2 separate regions of the Homo sapiens genome follow, and region 2 is linked to region 1. Evidence: read pairs that join two places in POLR2A ChIA-PET (ENCODE). Cell type or tissue: K562. All regions are shown on one strand. Links, peaks and the distances in the headings refer to the core of each region. The heading gives the core; the rest is flanking DNA.

Region 1 (4,387 bases), core at 177-4,176:
AGGAATCCAGCTGGCATCTAATAAAATTCAAAATCTGTCACTCCAGTGATCCAGCAATTCTCTGACTCCAGTCTGTCCCTAGAGAGACATTTCAGCTTCTGCATGGGGAGTGTGTATAAGCAAGTCTGCTATCACAGTGGTTTGGTGACAACCTAATGTCCATTCATTGAAATTTAAGTAAACTCTAAATTGACATTTATACAGGAAATCGTATACACTGTAAGTGTACAACTTGAATTTCTTGCACGTGGAACACACCTGTGTATAGCATCCATCTGGAGAAACAGAACATTCCCAGCCCCTAGAAGCTTCCCTCGTATCCCTTTCCAGGCACACCCCCACCCCAGCATCATCTCTGTCCTGATTTCTGTTTTTTGTTTGTTTGTTTGTTTTGTTTTTAAACAGTCTTGCTCTGTCACCCAGACTAGAGGGCAGTAGTGCAATCTCGGCTCACTGCAACCTCTGCTTCCTAGGTTCAAGCGATTCTTCTGCCTCAGCCTCCTGAGTAGCTGGGATTACAGGCACACACCACCACACCCAGCTAATTTTTGTATTTTCCGTAGAAATGGGGTTTCGCCATGTTGGCCAGGCTGGTCTTGAATACCTGACCTCAAGTGATCCAACCGCCTGTCCTGATTTCTCACAGAATAGGTTAGGTTTGCCTGGTTTTGAATGTCATATGAATGGAATCATGTAGTGTGTGCTCATTTGTTCTGCATGTCTGTGAGATTCATCTGTATTACTGTGTGTAGCTGTAGATCTATCATTCTCATTGCTATATATCCATTAAAATTTTAATAGCTTTTAAAAACATACTGTATAAGTCATACAGGTATGTTATAGAACATTGGAGAATCCACCAAAACACTCTCACAATGAAAATCACTTGAACACTCCACAACCCAAAAGAGAACATTTCTGTGAACATTTGGTTATGTTTTCTCCTAGACTTTAAAAAATGTACCTTGCCTGGGCACAATGGCTTATGCCTGTAAACCCAGCACTTTGGGAGGCCAAGGCAGGTGGAACACTTGAGGTCAGGAGTTCGAGACTGGCCAACATGGTGAAACCCCATCTCTACTAAAAATACAAAAACTAGCTGGGCGTGGTGGCGCACACCTGTAATCCCAGCTACTCGGGAGGCTGAGGCCCCAGAATTGCTTGAACCGCGAAGGCAGAGGTTGCAGTGAGCCAAGATGGTGCCACTGTACTCCAACCTAGGCAACAGAGTCGGCCTCTGTCTCAAAAAAAAAAAAAAATTTCCAAGGGTGGGCTTCATGCATGGAATGGGGTGCTATACCCATCATTGTAGTATTATACAGAATAGTTTCACTGCTCTAAAATGTTTGCTTTCTGAGTTTTTTTAAAATCATAATTAAGATTATACTGTATGAATTATTTGCGACTTCCTTCTTTTGCCCACTAGGCTGCCTTGGAGAGTTGCCAGTACTGCCATGTTTGGTCCACTGTGCGTTTTGTTTTTCAAATTACTTATTTTGAGACAGGGTCTCACTGTGTTGCCCAGGCTGGTCACAAACTTCTAGCCTCAGGTGATCCTCCTGCCTCAGCCTCCCAAAGCACTGGGATTTCAGGTGTGAGCCTCTGCGCTGGGTCCCACTGTGCCTTTTTCCTTTCCTTTTTTTTTTTTTTTTCTTTGAGACAGAGTCTCACTCTGTTGCCCAGGCTGGAGTGCAGTGGCACAATCTCGGCTCACTTCAACCTCCGCCTCCCAGGTTCAAGCAATTCTCCCACTTCAGCCTCCTGAGTAGCTGGGACTACGGGCATGCACCCCCAACCTGGCTAATTTTGTATTTTTAGTAGAGATGGGGTTTCACCATGTTGGTAAGGCTGGTCTCAAACTCCTGGCCTCCTGACCTTGGCCTTCCAAAGTGCTGGGATTACAGGCGTGAGCCACTGTGCCCGGCCTACTGGTCCCTTTGTTTTAAAGTGCAAAGACTTAATGTGGAAGAGATAATTCAGGCCAGACGCGGTGGCTCATGCCTATAATTCTAGCACTTTGGGAGGCCGAGGCTGGTGGATCACTTGAGGTCAGAGTTCGAGACCAGCCTGGCCAATGTGGTAAAACCATGTCTCTACTAAAAATACAAAAATTAGCTAGACATGGTGGTAAATGCCTGTAATTGCAGTTACTCGGGAGGCTGAGACAAGAGAATCACTTGAACCTGGGAGGCAGAGGTTGCAGTGAGCCGAGATCCCCCCACTGCACTCTAGCCTGGGCAACAGAGCAAGACTCTGTCTCAAAAAAAAAAAAAAAAAAAAAAAGACAAAGGATAATTCAGAGAGCTACACCCAGAACTCTGGAGCACTGTAGGGAAGAGGTCTGGGTAGAATCCCTGCTCAGCCATTTAACTGTTTGGCCTCTGCTAAGTTACTTAGCCTTTCTGAGTCTCAGATTGCCTTATCTGCAAAGTGCAGATGATAATTCTCTGCCCCCATGCAGGGCGGGTATAAGGAGTCAATTTACAAGATCACAGGGGTAATGAGCCTCCAGCATAAGCGTGAGGTCACAGTAGCCCTGCTGCAGACAGTGCATAAAACCAGACTAGCACTTGTCAAGGGATGGGTTTCAGGTAGAAGGAGTTCTAGGGCAGGGGTGAGGGTACCTGCCGGGGGTGGGCCTGTAATCCCAGCTACTCGGGAGGCTGAGGCAGGAGAAGCGCTTACAACTGGGAGGTGGAGGTTGCAGTGAGCTGAGATCGCCCCATTGCACTCCAGCCTGGGCAAAAAGAGCGAAACTCTGTCTCAAAAAAAAAAAATGTCCAGTGAACAAAATATTTATCTGTTTGTCTATCTATCTGAGTATATATATTTAACACATACACATATACCCACGCACACACAGAGTTGTCCCTTGGTGTTGGGGAGGGAGTTGACTCCAGGAGCCCCTGTGGAAGCTCAGGTCTCTTCTATAATACGGCTGACTGTTTACCTATAACATATACATATCCTCCCATATCCTATAATCATCTCTAGATTACTTGTAAGACCTAATACAATGCTACATTAATAGTTGTTATACTGTATTTTTAAAATTTGTTTTATCTTTTAGTGTTATTTCTTTTATTTATTTATTTATTTATTTTTTTTAGATGGAGTCTCACTCTGTCGCCCAGGCTGGAGTGCAGTGGCGCGATCTCGGCTCGCTGCAAGCTCTGCCTCCCGGGTTCACGCCATTCTCCTGACCCAGCCTCCCAAGTAGCTGGGACTATAGGCGCACGCCACCACGCCTGGCTCATTTTTTGTATTTTTAGTAGAGACGGGTTTCACCGTGTTAGCCAGGATGGTCTTGGTCTCCTGACCTCGTGATCCGCCTGCCTTGGCCTCCCAAAGTGCAGGGATTACAGGTGTGAGCCACTGCACCCAGCTGTGTTGTTTCTTTTTAATCATGTTTTTTTCCTAGTATTTTTGGTCCCCAGTCGATTGAATCCAAGGATGTGGAACCCACGGACATGGAGGGCCAACTATATAAGTTTTGCTGCTAGCTTTTATTTTTACTTGCACGTATATGCACTTTTATATGCCCAATGACCTCATTTGCTAAATGACAAAAAGGACACAGTGGGGGCTTCCTCGGAGGCCTGCCTGTGCCCCTGTGCCTGTGTCTTGTTAGGTAGGGTGCAGGGGCCTCCACCTGTGCCTGTCTGACCAGCATCCCTGGCTCGCTCTGCCTGCACAGGGGACTACCCGCTGGTTCCCGGCAACAAGCTGGTCTTCTCCTCCTACCCCGGCACCATCTTCTCCTGCGACGACTTCTACATCCTGGGCAGTGGGCTGGTGAGTCCCTTTCTCATGTCTCCTCTGTTCCTGGGGTGTTTGTCACACGGCGGCTCTGAGCTGGCAGGATTGATTCCTGCGGCAAGTGGGGACCAGGCTGCAGCCCAGTGCTGGGTGCCATGTAGGAGCCAGGGGTGCAGTGGAGGATGAGGTGGACGCTGCCCCACCTGCCATTCAGAGCCCAGACTCGCCCTTCCCCTGCTCTGGGGACTTGGACCACCACAAGGGCGTGTTTAAACATAGACCCCCAGGCCCCGCACAGGGCCTCCAAAACCTGCAGATGGCCTGGGACTCTGCATGTAACCCTGGTTGTCAGGAAAGGCTGGACTTGGGGATGTTTGGGACTATCCCTGACCTCAGTGACCTCACTTGTTTTTATGTATTCAGGATAACTGTGCCCCCGCCCCCCCCACATCCCCACCGCTTCCCTCTCCTCCTGCCTCCCTCTTGCTTTCCTCAGAGCCCCTCTGACCTGACCAGGTTTGCTGAATAGAGGCTGTTTACAGTGTGTTGTTTTCATCTTTTTTCCTGGCTGCGGTCCAGACTTGTTTAGAAATCTGTCCCTGGCACCCCTCGCTGAGAAAGTGAACCC
Region 2 (4,387 bases), core at 177-4,176, 550 kb after region 1:
ACACCTGAAACTTCACCCTGGATCCTAGAAGAACTAACAGTTCAAGGGCATCATGGTCTTTAGAGATCTGCCGGAGAAGGGGGCCTGGAAAAGACGAGGAGGGCAGGCCCAGTCCCAGCCCTGCCACAACCTAGCTGCATGGCCCTGGGTGAGTGACTTCACTGCTGTCTCTGCACCCTTACCTATAAAATAGAGCTTATTAAAACCACCTCTCCCCTAATACCAAAAATACATACACAAACAAAAACCCCAAAGTCATGCTCATTTGTAGGAAAATTGGTAAACAGAACAGTGAGTGACTGTAAACTCAATTACCAAATTTTAAAAGGACGATAATGTAATAATTATGACGAAGAATGCAAAATCTACATTTGAAGTTTAAATGAATTGTAAATTAATGTGAGTATATTGTATAGGATGTATTGTATAGGTTGTTTCAAAACCCAGCAAAGTGCAGGTGTATACAGACCACTGGCAAAGATAATGGCCCTTCCCCCTCTCTCCCACAAGGCCCCAGAACCCAGCTAGTCCCCAGCATGGCATTCCAGGAGTTCCCAAGTCTTATAAGGGCAACAACCTGGAGGGCCCAGCAGCCCTCAGCATGGCCTCCCAGGTCCATGAGCTGTGGCTGGTGTGCTTCGAAGGGGGAAGAGTTGTTATCTTTGCCAGCAGTCCTCATACACCTGCGCTTTGCTGGGCTGTTTAGAAATGCAAGTATCCACTATTTCCTCCACATGCCAGGCCATGGCTCTGTTACCCCTCACCTCACCTGGACAACTGAAGAGACTCCCTGCTGCTGTGCCCTCTGCCCCTCTCCCTGGCTCGCCACCTTCCCTGACTTCATCCCTCACCCTTTTCCCTTCTCTCCCGTCACCTCCGTTCCAAACGCACTGGTCTCTTTTCTGATGGCCGAGCCTGCCAAGCCCCCTTCCTACCACAGGGCCTTTGCACCTGCTGGCCTCTGCCTGTTCTGCTGGTCTGCTGCTTTCCCAGGCCTGGCTCCTTCTCACACAGCCTCCCCACAGGGAGCTCATCCTGTCCACTCTAGTTAAAGCAGTCTCCAGCCTGGGCCCAACCACTCGCTGTTCCATTCTTCTGCTTTCTTCTTTTCAGAGCCCTGTCCTATTCCATCATCACTGTATTGAGCAGTTTGCTCCTCTATCTGTGCTCCCCAACTACACAGGGAGCTCGAGACAGGACCCAGTCTGACTCAGTTGGCACTGAATCTCCAGCACTGGGCTCAGAACAGATCTACTTGTGGGCGATGAGTCTGTTGGGCACTCAGCATGTGCCTAGAACACAGCGATCATGAAATAGCCCTTATTGTGATCGAGAAGAGCTGTGAGGTCTTAGGTAAGAGCACAGGCCTCAGAGTTGATGGCTTCAGGTCATATCCCGGCTCTCTCCACATGTGTGACCTTGCTCAAGTCATGCAAACTCTCTGTGCTTCCTTCTTTCCATCTAAAAAGGGGCTGGCCATCATGGTGCCTACTTGCAGGACGATGATGAGAATGAATGCAGAGCAGGCTGCAAGACCTGAGCCTGGGCCTGCAGCGAGCACTGGGAGAGAACAGTTTCGTTCTTAATATTACCCTTGCTACCCACACTGCCCAGCAGGCCTTGCTGAGAGAGAAATCCAGGGGAAAATGTTGGAAATCCCTAACCCTGGGAGAGATAAGACAACCCAGTGTGGGGAGCCCTCGGCCCTCCCTCTCCTTCTCCCTGCAGGGTAAGCTGCTGGCTTCAGGCTCCCAGGAAGGCCAGCCAGTGCCAGGCGTCCGAGTCCACAGCTGGGCACCCTTGCCAGCCAGCTACTGCTCCCCGAGTCACCAGGCCAGGCTGTGTCCAGAGAGGCGTGGAGACAGCCAGGAGCCAAGGCCATGAAGCCAAAGGTCATTTTAAAAAGCACTTCTGCTGCTGGCCCCAAGTTGGGAGACAAAAGAAAGATGGGAAAGAAAAAAATAAGGTATTGTGAAACTCAAACAGATGTTTGCCAACAAAAACACCAGGAACCAGAAAAAGAGGGAAGAAGTGAGAAAGGAATCAGGGCTAGGCCTGGGGGCGGGGGAGTTGGGGGAAGGATCTAAAAGCAAGGTGGGCTGGAGGGGGTTGGGAGAGGCAGGGGAACTGTGCTTCCATCTGTAGTTAGCACAATCAAATCCAGTCACGCATCGCCACATGGGGCTTTATTATAATCAGGCCACAGAATTTACTGCGGCCTCCTCCCCTTTCCCGGCTCTCGGCGCTGGAGCTGACAGCAAAGACTGTTATCAGTTGCAAGCAGCTTTTCAGGACCTCCCCCCACTCTGAGCCCTTTATCTGGAGGTGAGGGTCTTGGTTGTGGGGAGATAAAACACGCTGTCCCCCTCCCTCGAGACTGGTACAGAGAACAGGAGAGCTTTGCAGAAAGGAAGGGGGTAAAATAAAAAAAAAAAGGTATGTCCACTCCCCTCCTACTCTTCTTCCTTGGGAGCCTGAGAAAATCCAGGGCTTTGTGGGCTGGCTGAGTCCCCCCAGCCCTCGTTGTCCTCGTACAACGGGGGAGTCGGGGATTTGGTGAAGCTTCAGGAACAATGCAAAGAGGGTGGGGGTGGGGGAGGAGCAGGTGAAAAGAACAGCACCCGCCAGGAGGGGCTGTGCATGTGCTGCGTGCAGTGAGGGCAGGAGGAGGCCCTGGAGATCAGCTCTGTGGGAATTCACCGATGACGCGGGACACAGCGGGGCTTGGAATTAGCACAGACACGCACAACTTCCCGGGCCAAAGGAGGCCCAGCGGCCGGGCTCTAAGGCCTTCTTTGTGTGAGTCATGGTCAGGCCCTGGAAAGCAGCCCCTCTGGGAGGTAGGGGCTGTTGGACACATGCTCAAACCTACAATGTAGACCCAGGAAGCAGGGGGACCCGCGGGCAGGGGGTGGGAAAACACTCTGACCGTAAACCACAGCATGCTATCTCCGTGATGCACCCTGTGCTGTGATGCAGACATTTCTGTACTCAGGGCCCACTTCTATTACTACTTGTGACATCTCACTTGTCCCCCAACAGCTCTATTGTCCTCCACAGCTCAAAAGTTCCTGGGGAAGGGGGTCTGTGCATCTGTGTGGTGTCCATCTTGATCACCCAGCTCGGCTGCTGGCTTGGGGCTGGTGCCCATGGTGAGTTAAAGACTATCCACTGTGCCATATTTTTCTAAATTTTAATTTAATTTTTGAGATAGGGTCTTGCTCTGTCACCCAGGCTGAGTGTAGTGGTGCAATCTCGGCTCACTGCAGCCTCCATCTTCCAGGCTCAAGTGATCCTCCAACCTCAGCCTCCTGAGTAGCTGGGACTACAAGGCATGCACCACTACGCCCAGCTAATTTTTGTATTTTTTGTAGAAATAGGGTTTTGCCATGCTGTCCAGGCTTGTCTTGAACTTCTGGACTCGAGTGATCCTCCTGCCTCAGCCTCCCAAGATGCACTGTGATTTATATTGCTCAGTCACCAACAGCAGCGGAAGACTGGTGATGTGCATGTGACATCCCACCACGCCCTCAGAGGGCGGGGCGGATATCATGCCCGTTTTACAGATATGGAAACTGAGCCTCAGAGAGGCAGGTGGCTTGGCCAGTCACAGAATGGCTGCTTACTGGAAATCTCAGGGCCATTTCCCCAGGGGCTCTAGGCCTCACATGATGAGGATGCCAAGGACTTAGAACCATGCCTAGCATGGCATAACTGCTGCTTTTGCTCTTGGGTTCACTCACACACACTTCCTGATCACTATCAGCCACTGGGGCACGTTCATGGGTGCTAGGATACTGCCGTGAGCAAGGTGAATGGGGTCTCGGCATGTGGAGTGGCCATTCCAGGGGCAGAGTCCGACAGAGCAACACCGGGGAAAGGAACCATTCATGACACAATTCCAGGAAGTGATAAGCATTTGAAATAAAATAAAGGGCCATTTGTGAGAGTGGGGACAAATGGGAGCCCCCTCTATTATTTTGATTGATGGTGTTATTGTCACCACTGTGTTCTGAGGCTGGGCTAACAACGAAAACCAAACGTTCAAACCTAACTAAGCTTCTACTGTGTGCCAGAGCCTTGGGACACAAAGACAAATATGACCCGGCCTCATCTTTCGAAGGAACAGAGAGGCAGATTCTCATGCATTCCCTCACTCCCTTGACACCTGTGAACCGAGCTTCCCTATGCCTGGGCCCCCCGGGGTGCTGGGTACCGGGCAGTGAAGGAGACAGCCCCATTCCCTGCCTTCACGGCTCAAAGTCTGGCTGAGATAGGAAACAAATACAAGTAACAAATAAACAGAATAAATAGAAATTGTGACAAGTGTTAGAGAAAAAAGAAGACAGCAGAGAGGGATAATCCCCAGGACACAAGGAAATGAAGA

Evidence for each region. ChIA-PET counts read pairs that join two places held together with the same protein. Peaks named below come from ENCODE experiments on the same cell type or tissue, not always from the same donor. Only the 100,000 strongest peaks of a DNase experiment are listed, where the experiment ranks them.
Region 2: POLR2A ChIA-PET joins it to region 1 with 5 read pairs; 1 of 35 experiments calls an interaction of 5 or more read pairs at or near these places.

The regions. Positions count from the first base shown.
Region 1 is chr12:113,377,048-113,381,434 of GRCh38, forward strand. PLBD2 (phospholipase B domain containing 2) reads left to right here. Exons shown (of 12, transcript NM_173542.4): 6 at 3,698-3,795. Among named protein-coding and RNA genes, the nearest start is that of PLBD2, 21 kb to the left of the region's middle. RefSeq lists an enhancer at 3,297-3,822. In K562, for the core only: no CTCF peak of the experiment used is centred there; a DNase peak (open chromatin) is centred at 2,454.
Region 2 is chr12:113,930,764-113,935,150 of GRCh38, forward strand. All of the region lies in intron 16 of RBM19 (RNA binding motif protein 19), which reads right to left. Among named protein-coding and RNA genes, the nearest start is that of RBM19, 33 kb to the right of the region's middle. RefSeq lists enhancers at 587-1,270, 1,271-1,954, 1,558-3,488, 2,204-2,348, a silencer at 2,211-2,389 and a cis regulatory region at 2,267-2,284. In K562, for the core only: a CTCF peak has its summit at 2,627; DNase peaks (open chromatin) are centred at 2,208, 2,678 and 2,898; H3K4me3 peaks cover 480 bases.